2 separate regions of the Homo sapiens genome follow, and region 1 is linked to region 2. A link is an interaction called in ENCODE POLR2A ChIA-PET data of the cell type or tissue named here. Cell type or tissue: MCF 10A. All regions are shown on one strand. Each heading gives the region's core, and the rest is flanking DNA. Links, peaks and the distances in the headings are about the cores only.

Region 1 (12,862 bases), core at 2,647-10,646, 53 kb before region 2:
CATATGAAATTTAAAGTAGTTTTTTCTAATTCTGTGAAGGAAGTCAGTGGTAGCTTGATGGGGATAGCATTGAATCTATCAATTACTTTGGGCAGTATGGCTATTTTATGGCTATTTTCATGATACTGATTCTTCCTATCCATGAACATGGAATGTTTTTCCATTTGTTTGTGTCCTTGTCTTATTTCCTCGAGCAGTGGTCTGTAGTTTTCCTTGAAGAGGTCCTTCATATCCCTTGTAAGTTGTATTCCTAGGTATTTTATTCTCTTTGTAGCAATTGTGAATGGCAGTTCACTTCAATTTACCAAGCAAATGGAAAAAAAAAAAAGCAGGGGTTGCAATCCTAGTCTCTGATAAAACACTTAAAACCAACAAAGATGAAAAAAGACAAAGAAGTGCATTAAATAATGGTAAAGGGATCAATGCAAAAAGAAGAGCTAACTTAATGCAACAGGAAGAGCTAACTATCCTAAATATATATGTACCTAATACAGGAGCACCCAGATTCATAAAGCAAGTTCTTAGAGACTTACAAAGAGACTTATACTACCACACAATAATAGTGGGAGACTTTACCACCCCACTGAGATATTAGACAGATCAAGATAGAAAATTAACAAGGATATTCAGGACTTGAACTCAGCACTGGACCAAGCGGACCTAACAGACATCTACAGCACTCTTCACTTCTGTGATTTTTTAAATGACTAAAGGAATTATGCCTTTTGTTTATTTGTACTTTAGAGTCATGGCAATAATCCTATCAACAATACTACTGCACATTTTATGTACTGCAAAGATGCATGTCGCAACAGAAGGACTGTAAACAGACAAGAAATAGAGAGTACATTGTATTTTAGTTCTGATGCAAAACTAAGGGTGTATGACTATGTGTTCTCATACTCATAGAACACATATGTGAGATATAAGACGCACAGGGATGGTTATTATGGCCCAAGACTCTTTGTAGAATCTTAAATTCTCCTTTCACTACAGAAGTGTCTGGCTGTAGGTTACTTAAAAATGACAACGGCAGACAAAAATAAATACATAAATAAACAAAATAAAAATCTTGCTCCCTCCTGCCCCTCACCAAACCCAAAACAAAACAGACAAATTTCAAAATGGTCAATTTCACTCCTGGCTCTGAAACCTCCAATATCAAATTTGCAACCCCTTTCCCACTAATGAAGCCAAGGATAACAAACAATTAAAAGAGGAGAAAATGATTTTATAACTACAATTTTAGCAGATGACTGCTAAAGGCATTCCTACAACCCTCAGAGTCCAGATGGGTGTATTAAGCTGAATGCCCAGTGCCCCTAAATATTCCTGGGGTCCTGCCAGGCCCCCACATCTAGGCCCAATGACAGCAACAACACAGCATACACTGTAGCATGCAAGGAACATTTGCTGGTCTGGTTTGGATTCAACTGGTAGGCTTACATCCACTTTAGTTTGCTGGCCCACAGTGTCCTCAAAAGGAGTCAGACAGTCCCAGTCAGTCTCTGAAATTCACTGGACAGTGAAAGAATAACGGTTTAGGAAGATAAGGCTAAAAGGCTTGGCAGCATAATGGGTTGTGGCTGATAGTTCAAGTACAGTGTGTAGCAATATCATCAGCTTGACACCCTTCTGTGGTGACTCACTTGAATGATGGAACATCTGCTGGACCAGCCAGGGCATGCCTGCCATACTGTGGCAGGGCTGCCCAGGCAGGCTCCCAGTCTGACAAGGGATGTGGCAGACCCTCTCTGATCTCCACACCACAGTAGTAGAGCTGCTATAAGATGAGAGGTTCTGTAACTGGAGGAGTAAGCTGACCACGAAGAAGAAAGTTAATCTTTCAAAATTCTAATAATGAAAATTACTGACGGCCTTGTAGAAAATTGGAAAATACCAAAAACCAAGAAGAAAAGAAATACAACCATACATAATTTATGCCACTGATAATCACTGTTAACACTTTGGCATATTTCTCCTCGCTTTTTTTTGGAGAATTATACTACACATGTAGTTAATACCCTCCTTTTTTTCCCTTAATAAGGCATTTTCCAATGCAATTATATAGCCTTTGATAACATATTTTTAAAATGGCTACAGGCTGTTCTATTGTATGGTATACTCTGATTTCTGTAACCATTTTCTTATTGTGTATATTCAGACTCCTATCCCCCTTTAGCTATTATAAATAGCATTGCAACTCACATCTTTGTAGAGAATCCCTGCCAGTGTCTCAATTGTTTCCTTAGCATAAATTCCTGAAAGTAAAATTAGTGGGTCAAAGGCTAGGAGTTTCTTTTAAAGGTGTTGATATACCGTGCCAAATAGCTTTCCAGAAAGGTTCTACTGCTGTGCATTTCCACCAACACTGACAATTCCTTCTCACCATTACCCCACCAACATTGAGCATGATCATTAGAAAAAAATTAGATGAACATTTTTTCAGTGTTCAGAGGTTACCCTGGACTCTTTGCTTTCCTGGTCTTTTCAGTGATGTACGAATGAATACAATTCCCTTCCTGTGTTCTGTTTCCACGTGGAAGCAATGTTTAATTTTCCAAAGGGCATTTTGACAAGAGGGTTGTGTGGGGAAGGAGACAGGCTGATGGATAAAGAGACAGATATCCACAACCTGGAGATGTGAGACCCCCTAGTTGAAAGGTATGGCTGCTCCCAGAGGAAAAGAAAGTAGTGGATTTGTAGCTTAGTGTAGGACTTTCAAAACAAGGATGAAGTCAGAGGGATAAGGCACACAAGGAAGGGCCTGAGAGTCTTGCACTAAGAGTCTCCACAGTGTCAGACTTTGGAGAAGCAGCAAAATTGGCATTTGCACGTCTCTGCCAGGCAGTGGCCCATGATCTGCAGTCCAGGTCCCCAGTGATATGTCTCAGGCCTGGGCTGAGCCTCGGATCACCGGCCCAGGGCTGGTCTTTATGCTGTCAGTTCCCCTTCCAGGTTAGACTGTTAGGTGGTGATGGTGCTATTAAACTAACAGGGGGCGGCTTTGATTTTGCCCCTATGATGAAAAAGAGAAGAAAATTCCATGAAAATCTAAAATGTCCTATCTAATCTAATCCCATTTCATTGAATTCTTCTTCCTTGGAAAATATCCCTTTCTGGCTTGACTTAAGGTAAAGGGAAATCAAACTTTAGCCAAGAAAATAGAGCCAAAAGGAACAGTGGTAAATTGGCTACTGGTGAACCAGACCAAATGACACAAAACCAGTTTTTATCTGTTGAAAATCTGAAGACATATATTCCTTATGTGTGTCCACTCAAGCTTTTACAACAAAGAAATCCTATATAAGTCCTAACCTCCTGGATTTTCAGTATGTACTTCACAACTTTATGAGCAGAAAAAATCCACAAGTCCCTGAGCTTGACTGTTTCGTGTTCTTTTCTACTACTCATGTGCAGATGTCTTTGCACAGATTATTTCCCCTCATCTAATATAATTTAACATGCATTTTTATTTAAACAATGACAGAGTTCGGTTTCTTATTTTAATGAAACTAGTGAAATCCCCTTAAGGTCTTAACAATAATAGGGAAATGCATTTTAAAATACTTCTTCAATAATTTACTTTAAAAATAGCTTGACTAGTTTACAATGCAGCGGTTCTGTTTTCTAGCTTTAAAAAATAATTCTTAAACTATTGGGTACTGTGGCCACCACCTGGGAGATGGGATCATTTGTACCCCAAACCTCAGCATCACACAATATACCCATGGAACAAACCTGTACATGTACTCCCTGAATCTAAAAGTTGAAATTATTTACACAAATAAAATAATTTCTGAAGTTTTAAATAAACTTTAAACTTAGATGGGGTGAGTAGGAATGGTAAGTAATTCTATGATTTAAACAAAATTCAAGATTTTGGAATAGCGCATACATCATCCTTAATGTTCCCCAAGTCAATAATCCGAATCTTTTCTCACTGAATAATACAGAAATATGAGGTAGAGGGAAAAATTCCAGATTGGAAACAAAGACATCTGGACAACAGTCCTAGTTCAATTGCTCATTGTACAGAAAAACCTCAAGGGAAAGGGTCAGAAAGGTTAAATGGGCAGAATGCTTCTATTGTGCACCGTGGCTCACAATACTTATTGACCTTAATATTCTTTCCTGTTGAACCTAAGTGTAGCCTCTCAATCTTTTCCAATACCGCATTTCAGGCACAACAGAACTGCCTAGAATAAAAATTTCTCTCAACTAAAAAATTTCACAATATGTGAATTTATTTGTAAGAAAACACTAAAGCATTTTGGGGGCATTATAAAGTGTTCATATGGTAACAATTGCTATCTCAAAAGATCTGAATAGTTGCTAAGAAATCCCAATACTTCCTTACTAGGCATATAACTCTTAAATTGAGTATGGTACAATTGCCTTTCTCCACATAATGAAGATATTGTGCTTGCCAAAACAAATTCACTCAAGTAACATACAAATAAAAGGGACGCAATAGTGCTACTACATCCAATCTTTCGTTGTTCTGGGGTATAATCTAAAGCCACTGTTTAAATGCTAGAGATGTTTAAACATGATTCTTAAAATCTGTAAGCAAGAAACTATGACTGCCTCAGGGGGTTGAGAGTGGGGAACTGGATGTACAGATATGGACTAGACATTCACTTTTTTATTTATACTGTTAGGAATTTATCATGGGCCTATACGATTTTATGCTACTAGTGGAAAGTGCTCTTTTATACACGGTGCTAGACTAACTGGATATCTATATGGAAAAAAATGACAGAATCCCCTACCTCACACCATACATAACAAATGTGTTCCAGATGGATTATAGACCTAAATGCCAAAGGCAAACAATAAAGATTTTAGAAGAAATAATTCCAGAAACTGAAGGTTCCCAAACAGGGGTTGGAATTTATCCAGTAGGGCATAGAGAGGGCATATCAAAAACAATATTAAAAGGGTAAAAAGGCAGCCTACAACATAAAAATGAACAAAGGGTTTATAACCAGACTATGTAAAGATTTCTTACTGGTGAGTAAAACACAACCAAGTGGGAAATGGGCAAGAAACCTGAATAGGGATGTTAAAAGAGAAAATCCAAAAGAAAAGGCACTCAACCTTTCTGTGCTGCAGGAAATGCAGATTAAAACCACAGTGAGATGTTACTGCACACCCACCAGAATGACTAAATAGCTAACATCAAAATGCTGGAAATACCAGAGGTTTATGAGAATGAGGTACATCTCATTCTCATCTGTAACTCATATTTTGCTGCAGGAGGGGTGTAAATTGCTACAATCATTTTCAAAAATAGTGTAGCATTATCTAGCAAAGGTGAAGATACCATTCCCTTGGACCCAGTAGTTCCATTGCTAGACATACACCCCAGAGAAAGGTGTGTTATGTGTACACTGGAAGACATGTATTAGAATGTGTAGAGCAAATTATTTGTAAAAGCAGAAAATGGAAATTCAAAATTTTAGAAAAAGTGGAATAAAAAAATAATTTTTGTGTATTAATACAATGGTGCACTCTACAGCAATGAAAATGAACTACAGCAACATAAATGACTTAAATGTGGTTGAGCAAATGAAGTTGAACTCAAAACAATAAAATGTTGCATTTAGGGATATATACAGTCTATCCTCATTATTTCCATATTCCTTATTTGCAAATTCACCTACTTACTAAAATGTATCTGTAACCTCAAAATCAACATCTGGGGTGCTGTTGAGGTCATCCGAGGACATGTGCAGAGCAGCAAAAACCTTGAGTCGCCCAACGGCACATTCCCAGCTGAGGTCAAACAAGGCAAAGCTCTGCCTTCTTGTTTCAGCTCTCATACTGTAAACAAGTGTCTGTTTGAGGTCTACCTAGTACCACATTTTCATGCTCTTCAATGGTGATTTTGCCATTTAAAATGGCCCCTAAGCATACAGCTGAAGCACTGTCAAATGTTCCTAAGCACAAGAAGGTTGTAATGTGCCTTATAGAGAAAATGTGTGTGTTAGATGAGCTCCAGGCATGAGTTAACAGTGCTGCTGGTCCTAAGTTCAATGTTAATAAATCAACAATAATATTAAATGAGGTGACTTTAGGCAGAAATACATATAAAACAGGGTGGTGTACTGATCAGGTGATGAAAATGTTGTGACCAGGGGCTTACAGGAAGCTCACTCTGTATTTCCCCTCCATGCAATGGCTTAGTATTCAGTAATTCCGTGTTTGCAGTGACTTTATAGAACATGACTACCGCGAAAAACAAGAATGGACTGTATTTATGAGGTTAAAATATAAATAAAAACTAATTGATTGCCATAAACATGAGATTAGAGCCCTTGTGGGGAAGAAGAGGACTGTGATGGGGGAGGAGAAAGCAAGAGATGTGGACACCAGCAAGGCTGCAGTTCTTAACCAGTGGGGGGTGAGGGGGTGGTTACTAAATAATAATTTAGTATTATTTAGGGGGTGTTTGCTAAATAATAATTTGTTAAGACGTACATTTATATTTCATGTACTTTTTAATACACGTTCAAGCCTATCTTAAAACATATGAACAGTAAGTACCTTAACATATTAGTAGCATTCCCTGGGTGATGAGATTAAAGGTAACTTTTAAATAGCTTTATTTTTTTAGAGTCGCTTGAGGTTCACAGCAAAATTGAGCAGAAAGTACAGAATTCCCCTATATCCCTTGTTCCCATACGCAAAGTTTTTGTGCTTTTAAAACATATTTTTGCAATTAACATGTTACTTTTATAACCACAACTTAATAAATATTACAAAAAAAAAAAAGTCTCCCCAGCCACCCAAACTACAACTTTTACTCCATAGAAGAAGGATGTTTAATAGAGGCAAAATGATAGTTCAGCCTTTGTTGCACCAATCCACGGTTTAGGTTGCATAATACAGTTGGCAGCTCCCAACTTGTACTGTTTCTCTGCCTACTGCACTGAGAAATTATGTTGACTCTTTTAGAGACTTTTTTATTTTGGGAAACTTATTACAGTAAATCAATGGTCTCTTCCTTTTACCTGGGGTAGGGGGACGTCAAGGAGGATGTCTCTGATGTAGCATTCTGAGTAAGCTGCACAACATGTTAACAACACAGGCTGAGGGGCATTGGCTCTCTGGCATACTTTCCTGTATGGTCTACTTTCAGGGAATATTTCCTGTTTGGACTAGGGGGAGGAAAAAGATTTAATAAGAATCTAAATGTCCACTGCTGAAAACAAAGGAGTAACTAAAATTAGCAGCAGTGGCCCAAGGCATTTCAGCTTACAGGTAACCCTGGAGAGGAGATTCCTTGAGTAAGGAGCCTACTATAATATTTCACTATGTTCAGGACTTTTCAGCAATAGAAGCAGCACTTCTGCAAGGACAATGTCCAGGATGATTAAGTTAAACTCTTGCAAATGCACGAACCTTGGTCCGGATACCATGAAAGGCAGATGAGACAGAGAGAGAAAGAGAGATGAACTTTGATGAAAAGGCTAAAAGTCTCCAAGTCTCTTTCTTTCCCTCCAAGCGAGTAGCAGCCTTCCCTCTAATTCTGGTGCTTATTTAGTAGTCTAAACATGTGGAAAATTGTCTCTGATCTGATTTTAATCTGTTCAAGCTTCTTCTCTACTCCATTTATATCTTCCACACCTGGCCCTGCTCCTTCAGCGTGACCATTCACAAACCTGACACTCTCCCTGTGTTCCCGCTGGCCCTCCACAATGGCTGGCGCAGGCTGCCATGGAGGAATGTAATCTTACTAAGCCTCATGGTGATTTTTACCCCTTGTTCATTTGGTTCTGAGGAGCTTATTGACTTGACTGGAAAAAACTTTAAATGATTTTCCAGCAAAATCACCCTTTCCGCTGGAGAAAAAGAGTTTCACCATCTGTGAATAAAAACAAATTGAAGGAAAATCATTTTTATATTCTCTTCTAGTTCTTGTCCTTCAAAACCAAATATCCACAGAGAAGTCAATGAAAAATGGACATGGCAAAACACAATTCTGATCTCACAAAATTTTTTTTTTTTTCCAAATCTGAGGTGGATCCAAATTTACTCTGGATAATCTACAAGTTACTAAGCAAACTTATAGTGCAAAAAGGTTTCATACATAAATGCTTAACTTAAGAGAACTATTCTTGGTGAACATTTCGAAATTCAAATCTGATGATTACATCATTTCTCTGCTTAAAACACTTCAATGCTTCCCCATTGCTCATAGGATAAGGCCTTCTCACCTAGACTATTATAAGAATCTCCAGCCTGTTTTCTTTACCTTTTACCATTCCAGTCCATCCTACTGTGCACTGTAAGTACAAACACCTGCTAAAGACATAGCTTAATAAATATTTGTTGAATGTTGTTGAATGAAGAGCATTTTCCTGCTCATAAATTTCTCATTACTTAACGAATGTAGAATAAATTCCTTACTCTGGCAGACTGGAATATGTAGTTACAGTTTATTCTAGAATTTTTGCATTCCCCTTCTTCTGGTTCACTTGGAGAAGTTCTTTTCCATCCTAAGTGACCCAGGTGAGTCCAGTGTCCTGCTGATTTCACTGCAGGGCAGGCATGTGATCCAGGCTGGCCACAGTGGTCAGTGTGGACAACTGACCCTTGTTCATCTGTGGAGTCTAACAAAGTAGTGCCCCCTTATCCTCGGTGGTTATGTTCCAAGATGCCCAGTGGATGCCTGAAACCGTGGATAGTACCAAACTATGTATATACTATGTTTTTTATATGTATATATCTATGGTAAAGTTTAATTTATACATTTAAGCATAATAAGAGATGAACAACTACAATGATAAAACAATTATAACAATATAATGAAAATTATGTGAATGTAATGTCTCAAAATATCTTACTGTACCATAAACCGTAGCAGCCTCAGCATATATTTTCCCTTCCTTAAGTCAGTAACTTTCACCTTTTCACTTACAGGAAGCACTTTACGGCTTCTCTTTAGCATATGCAAATTGCCAGCATTACCACTCTTGGACTTTGGGGCCACTGTTAAGTAAAGTAAGGGTTACTTGAACATAAGCACTGTAGGCCGGGGCATGGTGGCTCACGCCTGTAATCCCAGCACTTGTGGTAGGCCAAGGTGGGTAGATCACCCGAGCTCAGGAGTTCGAGACCAGCCTGGCCAACATGGTGAAACCCCACCTTTACTAAAAATACAAAAATTAGCCAGGTTTGGTGGCTGTATACCTGTGATCGCAGCTATTCAAGAGGCTAAGGCAGGAGAATCGCTTGAACCTGGGAGGCGGAGGTTGCAGTGAGCCGAGATCGTGCCACTGCACTCCAGCCTGGGTGACAGAGCGAGACTCTGCCTCAAAAAAAAAAAAAAAAAAAAAAAAAGAAAAGAAAATAAGCACTGTAATACCTGGAGTCAATCTGATAACTGAGGTAGCTACTAAACAACTAAAGGGTGGCCAGTGTCCACAGTGTGGCAAAGGGATGATTCCTGTCCCGGGGAGCAGGACTTCATCATGTGGGGAGCAAGACTTCATCATGCTACTTGGAATGCTATGAAGTTTAAAACTTACAAATTATTTGTTTTTATAATTTTTCATTTAATATTTTCAGACAGTCATTGACCATAAGTAACTGAAGCCAAGGAAAGCAAAACCGTAGATGAGGAGCGCCTACTGCATATGAATGCTCTTCTTTCTGGATCCAACAATAAAATGTATTGGCTTAGGGTGACCAGAGATCTTTTTTCATGTTACATGGCCAACATCTGTCTGCAAATGAAGTTAACATGAAAAAAAAAGAGGGAAGAAGAGCCAAGCAAAATGATAATTTGGGCTCTTAAATCCAAATGTGCTGAGGGTTAGATCCACCATGAGACTTCCCAAAATGTCAGCTTATGACTTCCATTTTTTTCCCTTAAGCTAGCTGGGTTTCCTCATTCCAAGGCGTTTCACAATAGAGCCCCAACTCCCCTCTCAGTACTCATTACTTGCCTTCAAAGTCCCCAGGGGTCTCCAAGTCAGCAAACTTTTTCTTAAGGGGCCATAAAGTAAATAGTTTAGACATTGCAGGCCAAGAGGCAAAACTGAGAATATTATTTAGCTACTTATATAACCATTTAAAATGTAACAATGGAAAAACACTCTTTTCTCACAAGCCATAGAGCAAGCAGGCACCTGGCTGGATGTGGCCTGTGGGCCTTGGTTTGCCTACCCCTGTTCTAAACAAATGGCTTTACTTGTGCCATGAGTATGCTTTAACCTTTTGCACCTCCATGTTCCTGCTGGTGCTGCTGTTCCCATCTGAAATGCCTTTCCCTTTCCTGTAACCACTGCTCATCCGCCACTCAAAGCCCATTTCAAATGCGACCTCCTTCCTCAGGCTTCTTTGATATCACGATGAGTTTGATCTTTCTCCAGTGAGTTAGATCTTTCTCCTTGGAATCTTCAAGGGCTGTGTTTTTCTTCCCGTCTTGATGCTACATTGAATTGCAGTTGTCTTATCCCTCTTTTATCTCTTGCACACTGTGAATGCTTAGAACTGACAATATCTAAAGACTGTATTTTTAAGAAAGACTCCACAGGATCAAGTAAATAGTTAAAAGAATGGAAATGGATCTACCAGAAACCAAGGGTAAGACTGCTGGCAGACAGGGAAGGCAGACATTTCTGAGTCAGAATTATCTGATGTCATAAAACGGTACAGCTCTCATTCTGGTGTTGTCACGACAGCTCCACATATGGCCACTTGTCGGCTTGCCTAAGACAGGCCTGACAAATACGATGGAAGGGGACATTCAGACATTTCATTTCTGGTTGGGAGGGAGACAGGCACATTGGGCATAAACTTGGATGAATGCCTGTGTTTCAGTATTCATTCTCAGCCACCCACTGGCATTGTTCTTGCTCCTGGCTACTGGGTGGTGGCGCCCAAACTCAGTCATGAGTGTCCCACCTTCATGACGTTTGTCACATCTGTGTATCACATGTAATTTTAATACATATTTTCTTAATATTTTCTTTAGATTGATCTCTTTAACAAATGTCTACTTTAGCCCATTGCAAATAATATCTCATTATTATTAGTATATAGAATAAAGTTCACCCAAGCACCACTTAAAGCTATTTCAGCTATCTCAGTGTCACACAGCTCACATTTTGGAAATTTCTGTTCTCGGCCACTAATCCTTTTATACCCTCTTGTAAAAGTGTGGCATATATTTTCCCAAGATCTACTTAATTATTTGGAAGAGCCAATTTAATGAATGAAAAGCATATTTGTCCACTCAAGCAAGGTGTACACAGTCATTTAATGTTTCTCTCTTAATTTTGGTATCATTTGTCTACACTACCTACAGAATAATAAAAACAACAACAGTTATCAACATTTAAGGAATGCTTTGTACTCCTGGGAGAGTTTAAAACAGCTTTATTGAGGTATAATTTATATACCATGAAATTTATCTGCCTTACTTAAGTGTACAACTTTTAGAATACTGATGGAGCTGTGCAAGCATCATCCATATTCAGTTTTATAATGCCACCATCACCCCAAAAAGGTCCTTCCTGCCATTTGCAGTTAAGCCCTGCTCCCATGCTCAGCCACAGGCAACCACTGATCTGCATTCTAACTCTAGAGATCTGCCTTTTCTAGATATTTCACAAAAGTGGAATTGCATATTGTGTGGTCTTTTGTGTCTGACATTTCATTTAGCATGTTTTCTGAAGTTCACCCATGTTCTGGCGTGTATAAGTAGTCAATTCATGTTTATTACTGAATTCTATTCCATTCTATGGACACCATGTTCTTATTGAGTAGTAAGATTTCTGCATAGATTCTGGATACAAGTTCTTTATTAGTGATAATATTTGCAAATATATTTTCCCAGTGTGTGGCTTGTCCTCTCATTTTTTCAGTGGTGTCTTTTGAAGGGCAAACATTTTTAATTTTGGTCAAGTTCAATTTGTTAATTTTTTTCTTTTTAAATTGTGCTTTTGATGTTAAATCTAAGTATTTGCCTAACCTACACATTTTCTCCTATGCTTTCTTCTAGAAATTGTCTGGGAATATCTTTATTTCACTTTCATTTGAGAAGAATAGTTTTGCTGATCATAAAATTCTTGGTGGACAGCTTTGTTTTTTCCTTAAGCACTTCGAAAATTCAATGTATATCTAGCCACCATGGCGCACAGAGCCTCCCTCTTATGTTCCTGACATGCTGCATCTGCTACTCAGGCAAACTGCAAGCACCCTGCCCCGTGCAGCACTATTCATAATATGTGCCCTTGCCTGCAATCTACTGAAGCATTTTTACTTTAAGAAGCATGTGTTGGAAGATATAAAAGAAAAATATTTAAAACTGTTTATGAGCAAATTTCCTCAAAAAGCTTCAGAAGCTGGTCCATTTGTGCCATCTGTTATAAGAGAAACTAGAAACCACCTGTCTGTCTGCCTGAGCTCTGCTCTTACCAAGGAAGCTGTAATTACCTCTTTGGTGAAGGATTTGAATCATTACAGTAAATCCTTATTCAGCACATATTGTATTAGGAAGGCATTCTGAACCCCAGAAACCAGGTCTTTTTTTTTTTTTCCCCCCCCTCCTTCTGTCCTCCAAAGATGTAGTAAAACCTTAGCTATTAGGAGCCTGGAAGAGTGAATTGTGCCTTAGCCTTGTTTACTACTCAACAATAAATATTTAATAATCAAATATTTACTTAGCACCTAGTACATGCTAGGCACAGTTGTAGGCACTGGAAACACAGCAGGTAACAAGCCAAGCAAGCCCTCTGCTCTCAGGCAGCTTACATTCAAGTTCAGTAGGCTTCAAGGTAGGGTGGGCGAGAACACAGGCTGGTGGAGGAGAAAAATATCAAAGCTCCTATTGGCATTTTAAATA
Region 2 (12,862 bases), core at 1,952-9,951:
CAGAGACAATTAGAACCGTTCCTGTTATCACCCTCCCTTCCCCAGGAAAGCCCCCCAGATCTGTACCAGGCAGGCAACAGTCCCTCTGGGTGGTGTGAAGTGGGCAGAGCGATTCCCAGGATGTTATGAAAATAAATCGTATCTAGACACCTAAAAAACAAAAAATCCCAAGCCTTCTCCTCAGGACCTGTTTAAAAGACACACCTCCCCTTTTCCACTTAGCTGCTTAAGCAACCTCTTTGTACACACTGTACTCAGCAGTGACTCAGGGGCCCACAGTTACCAGCCACTGAAAAGAAAATTACAGACCACTAGTTGGTAGCGGCTGGCTAAAATCAGGGGATGTTAAGCAACTTGGGCTAGAAATTCAACCTTGCTCATACAGAGCAAGGAATCACTTCAGCAACTGCTAGGTACAGAAAATTAAACCAACTGAAGAAAAAAACAAGTAAAGAAAATAGAATCTCCCTAAAGTCTAGGAAAGTGGGTATAGGAGAACCTGAGAAGGTCAAACCTCAAGGCAGGGAGGCTCCCTAGGCAAGCCCAGCCATGGAGAACCGGAAGAGACTCACTGCCCATAAGCCAAACAAATTCAATTATTTTGAGGTCCTGAGGCACTGGTCCACTTCTTGGTGAAGGAACATGTGATTTACCACTCAACAGGCAAATAATTAAACTTCCTGAACATCAGTATGATTTAAAGCTGCCAACAACTAAAAAGATCTTATATTCTCAGTTTCAGATTTCATCCTACAGTATAGTCACATTTTTATTATGTACCTCTTAAGTCCATTTGGAGTCATCTCTCCTCCCAAGCATTTAATAGCCCTTAGTGTCTTCTAAGGCAGAAATTATCAGACTCATTTTGCAGATTTGTAAATATCTCACAGCAATTGAATGGCAGGGTGCTGTCATGAAACTATGGCATGTGGAGGAGCAGGAAAAGGTTACCGACATCCTAGCATCTCACCGCCATGCTAGCGTCTCCCCACGTGAAACAACTGCCCTGAAGACAGTCTGTGGCTGAACCTCAATGTATTTTCACTTAGAGAATGGGAAAATCATCTGTTTTTCCTGAGTCTTACATAACTGTAGCCTGAGAGTCCAACTGTTCCGGTCATGGCCTCACATTCTTTCTGCAAAGGCGCTAGTTGACAAGATTTATGGGGTAGTCTAAGGAAGCATGTGAAGCAATGTGGGGTTGAAACCATGAGGGAGAACTTTCTGATCCTAGCAGAGTAGACCTAGTTTCTGTGGAGGGCTAGACAACCAGCCCCCAAACTAATTGTCCTGACTATGGGTGCTCAATGCTGAAAAATAAAGCAAAAAGGGTTCTTCTCTTTCATAGTCTCTGTCAAGAAGTCATAGTCATGCTAAGGTTTGAGGATGTGAAGACACAAAGGGCTCCTGGGGGCTCTTCCTTATGGAAGTGGACATGGAGTTGGCATTGAACATTTCCAACATAGTCAGTGGGGAGGGAAACCGAGACAACATAGATGAGTGAAACAAACTCGGCCACAGAGCTGCTACAGTCCCTGGACGTTTGTAAAACTTACAGAAATTGCTTTTCATGCCTAGCAGCCAGCACAGGCAATAGCTATCACCAAAGCCATCTCAGCAGGACAGTAAATCAAAAATCACCAAGGCTAAGAAGCAGTATGTTAAGAATAACGACTCCCTCTGAGATGATGATGCTTTAAAAACCCACAACAAGCCAGCTGAGCTCCCAGTTTAGGGAGGAGGTTTAAATAATGTTCAGGGGATAATGGTCCAAAGTCAGATGGAGCCAGACAGCAAATTCTAGGTGGAATGGCTGACCAAAGCCCTTGTGGGGTAGGCAGCTGGACATCATACTTACAGTGAGTTGGGCCGGGTGGGTTTGACCACAGCCAGGTCTGGGTCACTGGAGTTCATGTTGGGCTGTAAGCTGCTGCTGGAATTAAGGATGCTGTTTGGATTTGATGAGACAGATTCCAAACTGGAGTTGATGATGCTGTTCCTTTGTTCCTCTGGGGGGGAAAAGCCACAAGTCCCATATTAATATTATTGCATAGGGACAGTCTATTGCTACATGCACAAAAATGTATAAAGAATAAGACTGGATCAAGATCTCTGATCCCAGGGAAGCTTAAGAAACAACATAGAAAAGGTTAAGAATTAAAAGTGGGAAAGGAAGAGTCAAGGGGGAACAGGTGACTCGAAATTTTAAAGCAAACCCCTTTCCTCGTCATAACAGGATATATCTCCCCTTTAATATAAGCCAGGATTTTTTCTAAGAGTGGCCCTACTATGGCACCATAAATTGCATCTTCTTTTGACTGGCAGATTGCCAGAGTAGAGAAAAGCCTCCACAGACCCCTCACATTCACCCAGATCCCCTTGGCTTCTGTGACACTCACCTTTTATTCTAAAACTCCTGCCTCTAATATTGCTCTAATTGATCAGGCCATGTCCCACCTCCAATTCCATAGAGCCTCACCAGAGAAGATCTACTATTTAGCCACCAATGTCCTTACGACTCCACCAGTCTAAATTCCTGACCCTTTCTCAGACACATCTTTCTGTGTTGCCTCTAGCTCCATGTACTTGGTGTTTGACTTCAAGTGAATTCTTTGATAAATCGCTCTGTAATGGGCTGCAGAATGGTTTGCCTATAAACAACAACAAAACACTTGAGTCCATAGTCCCAGCAGTCATATTCATGCTTGGAGAATACTGCCAAGCCAAGAGACAGAAAACCTGAGTTCTCTTCAAGCCCTGACTGGCTATGTGGCCTCAGGCAATTTCTACTTGATCTTGGATTCCTGGTTAACAATCTATAAAATGGGGAGAACAAGAACTGCCTTTCACAGCTTGTGGAACTGTCATGAGGATCAAGTGGGATCATAGGCAGGAATGTATCTTGTAAACTTCAGAACACTGCTCAAAGAACAGAACTTTATGTTCTTCCCATCTTTAAAAACTTGGAATCATAAATGGAAAACACAAATTTTGGAGATAATTTAGCTAAATGGTACCAGCATCCACCATTACTGTAGCAAAATATTATAGATGTGGAATGTGATTCTTGTCCCCTATTTATTACAGATATACCATATTAAAATCAACTGATATTTCTGAAAATTAATTCACTTAAACATCATATCTAGGCTAATCCTGGACCTTTTTGCAGCGAGTCAGGGGTATGTTACAATATATCCCTCAGAGTACAGTCTAGAGTCACTGGTATGATAATTTAAAGGCCAATATTTGAACTCAGGTCTCTTTAGGCAATTAAGAGGGTGATGTGTCATAAAAATACTTTTCCCTTTGCACGAGTCATGTATGTAAAAATAAAGTATGCTTACAAAGTGATTCTAGAGTAAGCCTCACGTTAAATACATACACATTCACCCCAATACCCCTGATATCTTAGCAAATCCTTAATGCCCTAGATAAAGCCCCACAGGAGAGAGAAAAACCCTGTGAGGCTAGCTCCTGACTACTGTACTCAAAGTAGATTTGGAAAAAGTAGATTGAATTGATGCCTGAGATTTAAAACTGTTCATATTTTAAGAGCTTCGTTTTTGAACAGAAACGACAACAAAGAGAAACCAAAAGAGTTACACTGAGCCAAGATGTAGGAGGACTAACAGGGCCTGTAAATGGGAACTTCCTACCAGAAAGAAAAACAACGCTAAGATTACATAATAAGGGGATCATTGAGAGATTGGATGTGCCATTTATCAGTATGAATCAGTATCAGTAAAATTTTCCTTTTCACAAGACACGCATACAAAGATGCCCGAAAGACCATGAGGAACTGGAGGCTACCATATAAAGAGAGAGAGTGAGGACGGTTCCCTGGGCTTCAACTGGAGACATTTACTGCTTCACAGGACAGGAAGAAAAACAGTTGTATTAACTTTAGTTTGAGAAGCTTAAAGGGCTAAGTTTGCATGGCATAATTCTCAGAATTCTTAGGGAACAGAAGAGCATAACTATTGCTCACATTTCTCCTGTGATTATATTTACTTTTCCAGGAGAGGATTATCATTCTACAAACTAAAAACAATATCTTGCTAAAAGTATATTCGTCTTTCTAAAATGTTACCAGGAGATTATTTTTCTCCCTTACTATCCATTAGTAAAGGAGGGTATAAAAATGTATCATAAGGCTTCATAGTTTTACAGCCAAGAGGGCCAAATATGCATCTTGAAAGGCTGACTCTTTATTGGTATCCCTTGCTGGGCCATATGACAAGAAAACCCAGAAACCTGGCATTCCCTGACTATAAAACGACTACAGTTTTGTAGAAGAAAGGTCTCATCATCTGTAGACAACACATAATGAGACTGAGAACATCTAGGTAGAAGATCAAAGCCAAAAGGCTGACAATCTTTACTGACGGTAAGTAGGCAGGTGAGGATTATTCCAGGGAAAGAGTAGAGAATAAGACCAACAGCCAATCAAATGTTTTAGTGGTTATAGCAAACTATACCAAGACAAATTTTACAGCATTTGGAGTCAATTAGGAAATAAGGAGAAAATGAGCCAAGCATAGTGGTTCATGCCTGTAATCCCATCGCCTTCAGAGGCCAAGGTGGGAGGATCACTTGAGGCCAAGAGTTTGAGATCAACCTGGTAAACACAGTGAGACCCCCATCTCTACAAAAAAAGTTAAAAATTAGCCAGGCCTGGTGGTACACACCTGTGGTCCCATGTACTTGGGAGGCTGAGGCAGGAGAACTGCTTCAGCCTGGGAGTTCAAGGCTGTGGTGAGGTATGATGGTGCCAAAGCACTCCAGCCTAGGTGACAGAGCAAGACTCTGCCTCCTTTAAAAAATAATAATAATAATAAAGAAAAAATGATCCCGTAATGTCACTCGAAACAGGAAAGTTTTTCATCAGCTAGGCAAATGAGTACTGCTCCTGACAGAAGCGCACAAGAACAGGCAGCCTAGAAGACACTTTAAAAAATAAAAATTAAAATTAAGCAAATCCTTCAAATAACATAGCTAGACTTCCCTGAGTCACTGATGATTCAATCCAGCTCTGGTATCCTCATAGAAGGTATAAGAAGGACTGATGGCAATTATGTTGCTGAAGGAAAAAAATTATAGGCTAGTGGGCTTCAAAAGAAAAACAGCTAGTTATGAGTCAAGTCAACAAGATCACAGAGGACCATGTCAAAAAGGAAAGAATGCCCACAACTCAGGAGTATGCCTAAACTGGTTGAAGTCAGTGAGAATGCTTGCCCGCCTCAAACATGTTTGTCAACAGGAATCTGTCTTTGTATCAATCACAGAAAACAAGACCTCAGCAACAAGAACATGATAAAATAAATCCCCAAATAATGGTAAGCATGCATTGGCAGTGCTTTCACAAACATATGTTCTATAAGGAGTGACAAACTGCATGTGAACTTGGTCCTTAAGGATGCAAACTACCCGAGGGCAGGGACATGCTGTCTGGCCATACAGCATCCATTAACGTGGCAGGTGAGGTCACCATTAGCCATCCATTCCTGGTGCCTAGCCCATGGGTCACTGACACTAAGGCTCCGTGAATGGTTATAAGATAAATATTAAATATAAGGGAATAATACACAGTCAAAAATTTATGCTGCTGGAACAGAAAGGGGTAGTTTTGCGTGACTGAATTTTTCAGGTGCTTTAGACAGGGACCATAAATGTCCTTGAAACCAAAGTACTGATGACAGTGGGCAGAGTTTTTGTTTTTTGTACAAATCAGGAACGGAAAAACATGAGTATGCAACCAAATCACTGCAACTAAAAAAGGAAAGCCGCAGAATAATTTTGGTGATATTGTACTTGTTCTGGGGGTTGCCATGGAAATCTGGGAGCTAAGCGACTTCACTTTCCATATTTACCAAGTGACTCCGACCCACTCTAATGGCAACCCCATCACACAGGGGAGGCAGGAGCTCTGTTTATCACAGAACCCAGAGGCGAGGCCAGGAAAGCACTCACAGAGCCAAGCCAAATTCACACGTCTTGGCAGGCCCGAACAGGTCTGGCTCACTGAATACACAGAGCTGGAGGGTAAATACGAAACATTTGCGGGAGGTTTCCCCCCATGCATGGGACTCTGTCAGAATACAGGCTAATATCCCAACTTTCCATGGTGCCTAAGAGTAGAGGGCAAAAAGAAGAGGCAAGAGGACTGTTCTTTAACAGCATCTCAGGATGCCTCATAGAGCCAAAAGGAGGGAACAGACTCTCCACATGATCAAACAAGGAGAAAAGGGAGTTACCAGACAGAGCGAAGTTTTACAAAGACAAGGAGATTTATATTAAAAAAAATAGGAAGGCAAACACAAAATACCCAGAGGCTTTCCTGTGCTGTGGTCAGGAGAGAGGTGTACTTTCTCCTACTTGTTAAAGTTTTGCAATGAAGTCTGTAATGTATCATCTTGACAAGATGGGATGATAATAGCACAGCAGCTTAATGAATTTTGCAATAAAAAGTGATGAGTGCACAGCAATTTCTGAGTTTACCATCTCTGGGAAATACCCAAGTACATGGGAAGCTTGGAATCAGACTTTCTGAAGCAATTTTTACCCCCTGTAGCTCTTGTTCCTGATAATAGTGACATGCCAAGCCACACTAAAATCTGAGGTGGTCTCATTTCAGGCTGACCCAGCAGCCTCAGTCCCTATGATAAAAACAAACTTAAAAAGCAGTCTGCGTAATATGTTTGGGTATATAAAAACAGTTTGGACAATGTTTTTTTTTTAAAAAAATCTTAAAAAGGAGTTTGGGTGATGATAGACTCTATACATTGAGTTGAAAAGTAGGCCGGGCGCAGTGGCTCATGCTTGTAATCCCAGCACTTTGGGAGGCCGAGGCAGGTGGATCACAAGGTCAGGAGTTCGAGACTAGCAGCCTGGCCAGTATGGTGAAACCCCATCTCTACTAAAAGTACAAAATTTAGCTGGGCGTGGTGGCGGGCGCATGCAGTCCCAGCTACTCAGGAGGCTAAGGCGGGAGAATCACTTGAACCCGGGAGGCGAAGGTTGCAGTGAGCCAAGATCGTGCCACTGCACTCCACAGCCTAGGCGACAGAGCAAGACTGTCTCAAAAAAAAAAAAAAAAAAAAAAGTGAAAAGTAGAGTCAATCTGTTGTTTTGATCATAGTACATGAAAGATGATATTAAAACCTTTGACAGATTATCTTCAGCAAAACGACTTCTGATTTTGGTTCTGTGTGGACAGACTGACTCCCTGCAGCACCTGTAATAACCCTTTTCTTTGCAAAGGGAAAAAATGCCAATAAAACTGAATTTCATGAGAGAATGGGGAAGTCACTGTGGGTGGCCTGGGATTGCACTGATCCACAGGAAAGAGACGTGGAGGCACAATGAGGAAGACTGGCCCTAAAACACCATTTCAGAAACCGCAAAGGAGGAATGGGCCTCTGATGAATGTTGACTAGGGGGTTGAATGATCAGAGTTAAATGGACACTGTATTACTCACAAGACAGCCCTCTTTTCTATGTGAGACTTGCTTTTAGGAAAAGTTGGTTTCCCGTTAACTTACAGTTGACTGGGATCTGAGGGAGTCCACGTACAGACGGCTTATATTCTTGCTCATTAGAAGGAAACTACACACCTACTTTTATACCATGACTCACAGCAAAATGGGTTTGAGATAGTACATGAAAGGTGCAATTAGGGAGTTTTGTTTTTAATAACTTAAAACCAAGTGAATATATAAGAAATATGCATTTCTCTCCAATTTAGAAAGTCTAGAAAAGCATTTGCATCTGCACACAGATATCCCGTATGGGCCACGCTCCAGTTGTATTCATTTTGGTGTGTAAATGTCCAATCGATCTGCTACACAGAGGAATATATACATATACACACACACAGACATGTACTTTTTTAACGAAGCAGACTCACATCATACTTAATGGTATCTGCTTTGTTCACTTGGTGATAGTGCCAAAAGTATGCGCCTAGAATGGCTTGTTTTCATTTAATGGGTCTAGCTGGAACTTTTTTCCTGCCACCAGCTTTCCACAGCATCATTTTTTAATAGCCACATTATCAACGTGGTTTTCAGTCACGTGTAGTAATTACACATAGTTAACCCAAGAAACACATTACACACCTTCTGCAGCCCGTGTGACAACAGGAATCCATGTGAATAAACATGTCATCTGCCAAAGCAAACAGGTGTGCCCAGGGCACCCGGGATCTGCAAAGGCAACCTGAGAAAGGGCACATGCTACAGCTTTGACTGCTCAGAGAAAGGCATTACGTAAGCCTTTGAATAGTATGAATTCCCAGTCATTTTTCAACAAGGAAGACACACATGAGAAATATATAAGCTGAATTCTCAACCTCTCACTGGGCCTGTCTGGGAGAGGGTCTAGGATGAATTAACGGAACTAAAAAAATTATTCAGAGCTATAATCTCAGCAGCTAGTTAACATGATCCATGTAAAACAAGGCCCAAGAATCCACTCCTGCCCCCACCCCCACCCCCACCGACACTGTACAATGTGTCCTAGGCTGCTGATGTTTTTGCACTCAAGCCTCAGACAGGCTGTCTCAGGGGCCGGGGGGAATCTGCATTTCCCTCACATATGGGCCTCTCTTTTGGAATCTGCAGGCTCCAAAGGGAAGGATATTTCCTTAGTCAGTTGTAAGATACAACTACAGCGTGATGATAATCATCATAATTGTAGCTAACATTTATTAGGTGCTTACTATGGTCTAGGCCCAATGTCAAGTACTTTATATATACTGGCTCACTTAATCATGGCAATTACCCTCCAAGGAAGCTATTATTAGTGATAGATTTTACAGATGAGAAAATGGAGGCTCAGAAAAGGAAAGTAACGTACTCCAGGTCTCAGAGTGGTAGGTGATAGAGATGACATTAAAACATCTCAGTCTGACTGCAGAGCCTCCACTTTCAACCACCATGCCAGGGTGCTCCAAACTCCAACAGTGATTCAAAGAGATGTTCTGCTAATGACAGAAGACAAGCCACCCTGACTGTCCCCACCTTCCCAAGCCAGTACTTCTCTAAATTGAGTTAGCATCAGTATCACTAGGGTGCTTTAAAAATATAGATGCTTGAGCCCCAGCCAAGACCTCCTGACTCAGAATATCCTGGGTAGGAGACCAAGCATCTGTATTTTTAACAAGCTCCCTACAAGATTCAAATGCACACTCAAGTCTATGAACCACTGTTCCAAGAAACGCATTTCAACATCTTGGTATAAATGCTAAAAATTTGGGACAGAATAAATCCTAAGTGTCACTTTGCAAACCCTTGGAAGAAATCTATAAGGTACAAGACCTTGTTGCTGGCTCCCTTCAATCCTTCTGGCTCCCCCTTCTACAGTCGTCCAGAAAAAGCACAGCGTGTGTGTCAGTACCTTTCACCTAGATGTACCAGTACAGTCTCTGCTGGATGGTGTATCTGTGTGGAAACTTGGAGATTAAAGAGTAATCTCCTTTGCTGCCATTCATCTGGGAGCACAGTTGAAAAACCTCGTTCCATCTGTTCGAAGGTGATCGCAAATGAGCGTGAGTGGCTTGGCCGAGCATATTAAAGCTACCATTCAACACATATCGCTCTCTGTGTAGTTGGTGCTAGATTTGGAGGGGAGACTGTCACGTGGCTGCAGCCTGCCAGGACGCACATTGAGGTACCCATTCAATATGGTTCAACTGCCCCCATGTAGCCCTGGAAGCTGGAACAGATGGTTTTCATTGCTTCTGTAACTCAGGCTAGCAAGGTTTTCACTTCTGTAGCTCAAGAACTGACAAAGGTACCCTTTTGGAGATAACAAAGTATAGGGAAGGAAGACTAGAAGACTACCTGGGTACAAATCCCTTCTCTGCCATTTGCTGACAGTGTAACTGCTTAACCTCTTGACCTCAGTTTACTTGTCTGTAAAATGTGGATATAAGAACCTACCTCACAGGATTATCATCAATTGTGGGGATGACACGAGATAATGAGGTTAGTAGGCACATAAGTAGAGCTATAATTATTTTTATTTTTATTGTTATTATTAGATGAGGTTCAAATTTAGTTTGGCCTGAAAGTTCTTTACCAAATGTATCCATTTGTACTTCCACCCCAGCCCCTCAGCATTTTACCGGCAGATGCCCAGCTGAATGAAACTTTGAACTCCAGGTTCTTAAGTGGAACTGGAAACATTTTCCCTTGGAGATAAGGAAGAGTTCGCGGACTAGGTCACAACAGCTAACCCTAAAAGAATGCATCTCCTGGGGAACCATCCCACAATTTGAAAGCAAAATAACGACTGGTTAACAGTGTCACTTTGAGGTAGAATGACAGGGTTCAAATCTACGTTGTTGCCGTGTAACCCTGAGCGTACACTATTTAATGTAAATTTTATTTCCTTTCGACTGTAAAACAGGGACAGTACCTGTGTCATATAATTTTAAAGATTAGTTGGGCTGTTGTGGTGCACAATGTCCAACACAAGAAACCACCTGGTAAGTTATATAGTCATAGATATTAAACACAGACAAGAAAAAAATCAATTTCTAGGGAAAACGTCTTCCAGGTTCAGTTTGGCTAAATCACCTTTCTACAGTTCTCTCCGCAGTTCTACAGACAAGAGCTGCCCACTGCTACTCACAGAGAGACTCTCCCATCACAGACCACCGTTCCTATCTATTGGGCCAGAATGGGACCCTTCATATCATTTTGTATCTTTCTCAAAACTCTTCCTTTCAGAAAACCTTCCTTGACTGTCTACAGATAACTTTGATATCTAGCTCCTTCCTCACTAAAATATTCAGTGGTTTCCTGATGGTTTGTATTTGTTGCTACGATGCTTTCTAAATCCTGCATTTCCCCATCATTCCCTTTCCTCTTGTCCACAAAGTTTTCATCTCAGAGGCTGCTCCCATTTCACTCCTAGCCCCATTTCCATCACACATTGCCTATGATATGAGGAGCGACTTGCTGTCTTATAACTGACCTAAGTCCCTGCCCAGCACAGAGCATGAGAAACCATCAAGCTCCTCATTCTGAGAATAGACCACAGCTTTACGTTTAGGAAAAGGAAAACAAAACAAAACAAAACACAAAACCACCTAGAGAAGACTATACTAATACCCATAGATTAAAGAGAGAGAGTCGCAGGCAGGGACCTGGGCACACAACTGGTCTACTCACACTGTAGGAAAAACCCCTTCTGGCAAATAAGACACACATCTATGAGCATATTCTAATATCCCAGACCATGAGCCTGAAGTGCAGGTGCAAAGGCAGAGGCCTGAGCCTGAGGAGCTTCTTCTCTGGGAAGGAAGAGGCAAATGACAATCCAAGGCCAAGATTCACCTCTAAGAGCAAACAGTGGGCTCCAACTTTTGCACAGAGTAAGGACACTGCAGAGAGGCTGGGAGAAAAATGTATGCTGCCAACAGCACCTGGAGTCTCTTTGAGGGAAATACCTAAGTGAGCTACTCTGGAAGCCTCAACCCCACTAAGCATTTCAACTGCGGACTGGAGAGAGGACTGACAAATGGAATGCCAAATAAACATTAACTTGCAAGTGCATCAATGAAGAGAAAAAGGAGAATGACTGGACTCAAAAGGGATCAGGTGGACAGACTTATCAAAAGAAATGAGGTTCTGAAAATGATCGCAGGGCAAGTGTGAAGGTAGAGGAGAGGTATGCGGGAGTGCGCATGTGCATGTGCCTATGGGTGCATGTGTGCCCTCACAGCATATCCCTCCAACCAGGTATCTGCTCTGTGGCAAGAACCTGAAGAAAGGTAAGGTCGCATCAAACCAGGACAGGTGTCACTATGAACTGAAAGGGCACAGCAGGAAACTGACATGAACGGCAAGTGTCCACAGCCCACTGACAATATCTGAACCCAATTCTAGTTGAGTGGAGGAAAGGAACTTGAGTTTCTATACTTAAATTAAGAGGAAGGATGGAAGTCAGTCAAAATTAAAAGCCAGTTTGTGGATTCCAAACAGTGATATGCATTCCACAAGTGGGACACAAAATAATTCTAAGGTGGGATATGGATGACCACTTTCCATCTTAATGGTTACATGTTTATTTTAACATATATTAGAGAATAATACAGTGAGACCATTGAAGTCGTGTTCTTAGAGGTCTTATGTATCAGGATGAAGCCAGGGAAAGAAGTGAGTTGCTTTAAGGTTAACTTAAAGAAGTATATTAAATAAGTCACAGTGCATGAGCTATGTGGCTGTGGCACAAATGGTGAATGAGGGGTTATGTACATGACTGGCATTTGGGAAGCACTGAGCTAGGTGTGTCAGGAGGCCTCAAACTGAAATCACTGTTATATGGAAATATATACCTTTTTTCACAAATTATTACATTTGCATAATCGTTACCTGTACTTTAATGCCAAACAGTAAATTCAGCAAAGTGCTAGGATAAAGTTTTCTGTCTTTGTCCATAGACCAGACAAAGAGAAAGGTGAAGTGTGTGAAAACTTCACAGTGCATTATCATCTGCTCACCCGACAGTGACGGGTGGCTGGATTACAACCTGGGAGGGAGCAGGTCCCAGCAGAACCTTCCAGCTCCTAGCTCAGTCTTCCCCAGTCAACTCTCCCACTGCCCCCCCACAGGGTGCCTTCCATGCCGGTTTGGATAGTATGCTAGCTTCGCAGAAAAAAAGGGGTCTCTAAAACAAACCAATATATACACACAGACACCCATATAAATTGCAGTTAAAGAACACACAGACTTGCAGTTAAAATGTTTATTCTCTGAGAAAGGAGGGAAAGTTAGGCTCCCTACAAATATCTGAGCATATCTGTATGCTCCGGTCATGTTTCCAGGGAGCATTTCCTAACATTTAGAGAAAG

What was found. ChIA-PET counts read pairs that join two places held together with the same protein. Peaks named below come from ENCODE experiments on the same cell type or tissue, not always from the same donor. Only the 100,000 strongest peaks of a DNase experiment are listed, where the experiment ranks them.
Region 1: POLR2A ChIA-PET joins it to region 2 with 17 read pairs; 5 of 35 experiments call an interaction of 5 or more read pairs at or near these places.

Annotation. Positions count from the first base shown.
Region 1 is chr5:143,189,730-143,202,591 of GRCh38, reverse strand. The region is part of intron 20 of ARHGAP26 (Rho GTPase activating protein 26); the gene reads right to left. ARHGAP26-IT1 (ARHGAP26 intronic transcript 1) reads right to left here and starts at 10,092. Exons shown (of 2, transcript NR_046816.1): 1 at 9,960-10,092; 2 at 8,426-8,680. RefSeq lists an enhancer at 1,591-1,750. In MCF 10A, for the core only: a CTCF peak has its summit at 10,401; a DNase peak (open chromatin) is centred at 6,901.
Region 2 is chr5:143,136,378-143,149,239 of GRCh38, reverse strand. ARHGAP26 (Rho GTPase activating protein 26) reads right to left here. Exons shown (of 23, transcript NM_001135608.3): 20 at 1,859-2,009. Among named protein-coding and RNA genes, the nearest start is that of ARHGAP26-IT1, 50 kb to the left of the region's middle. In MCF 10A, for the core only: no CTCF peak of the experiment used is centred there; DNase peaks (open chromatin) are centred at 6,009, 6,419 and 8,179.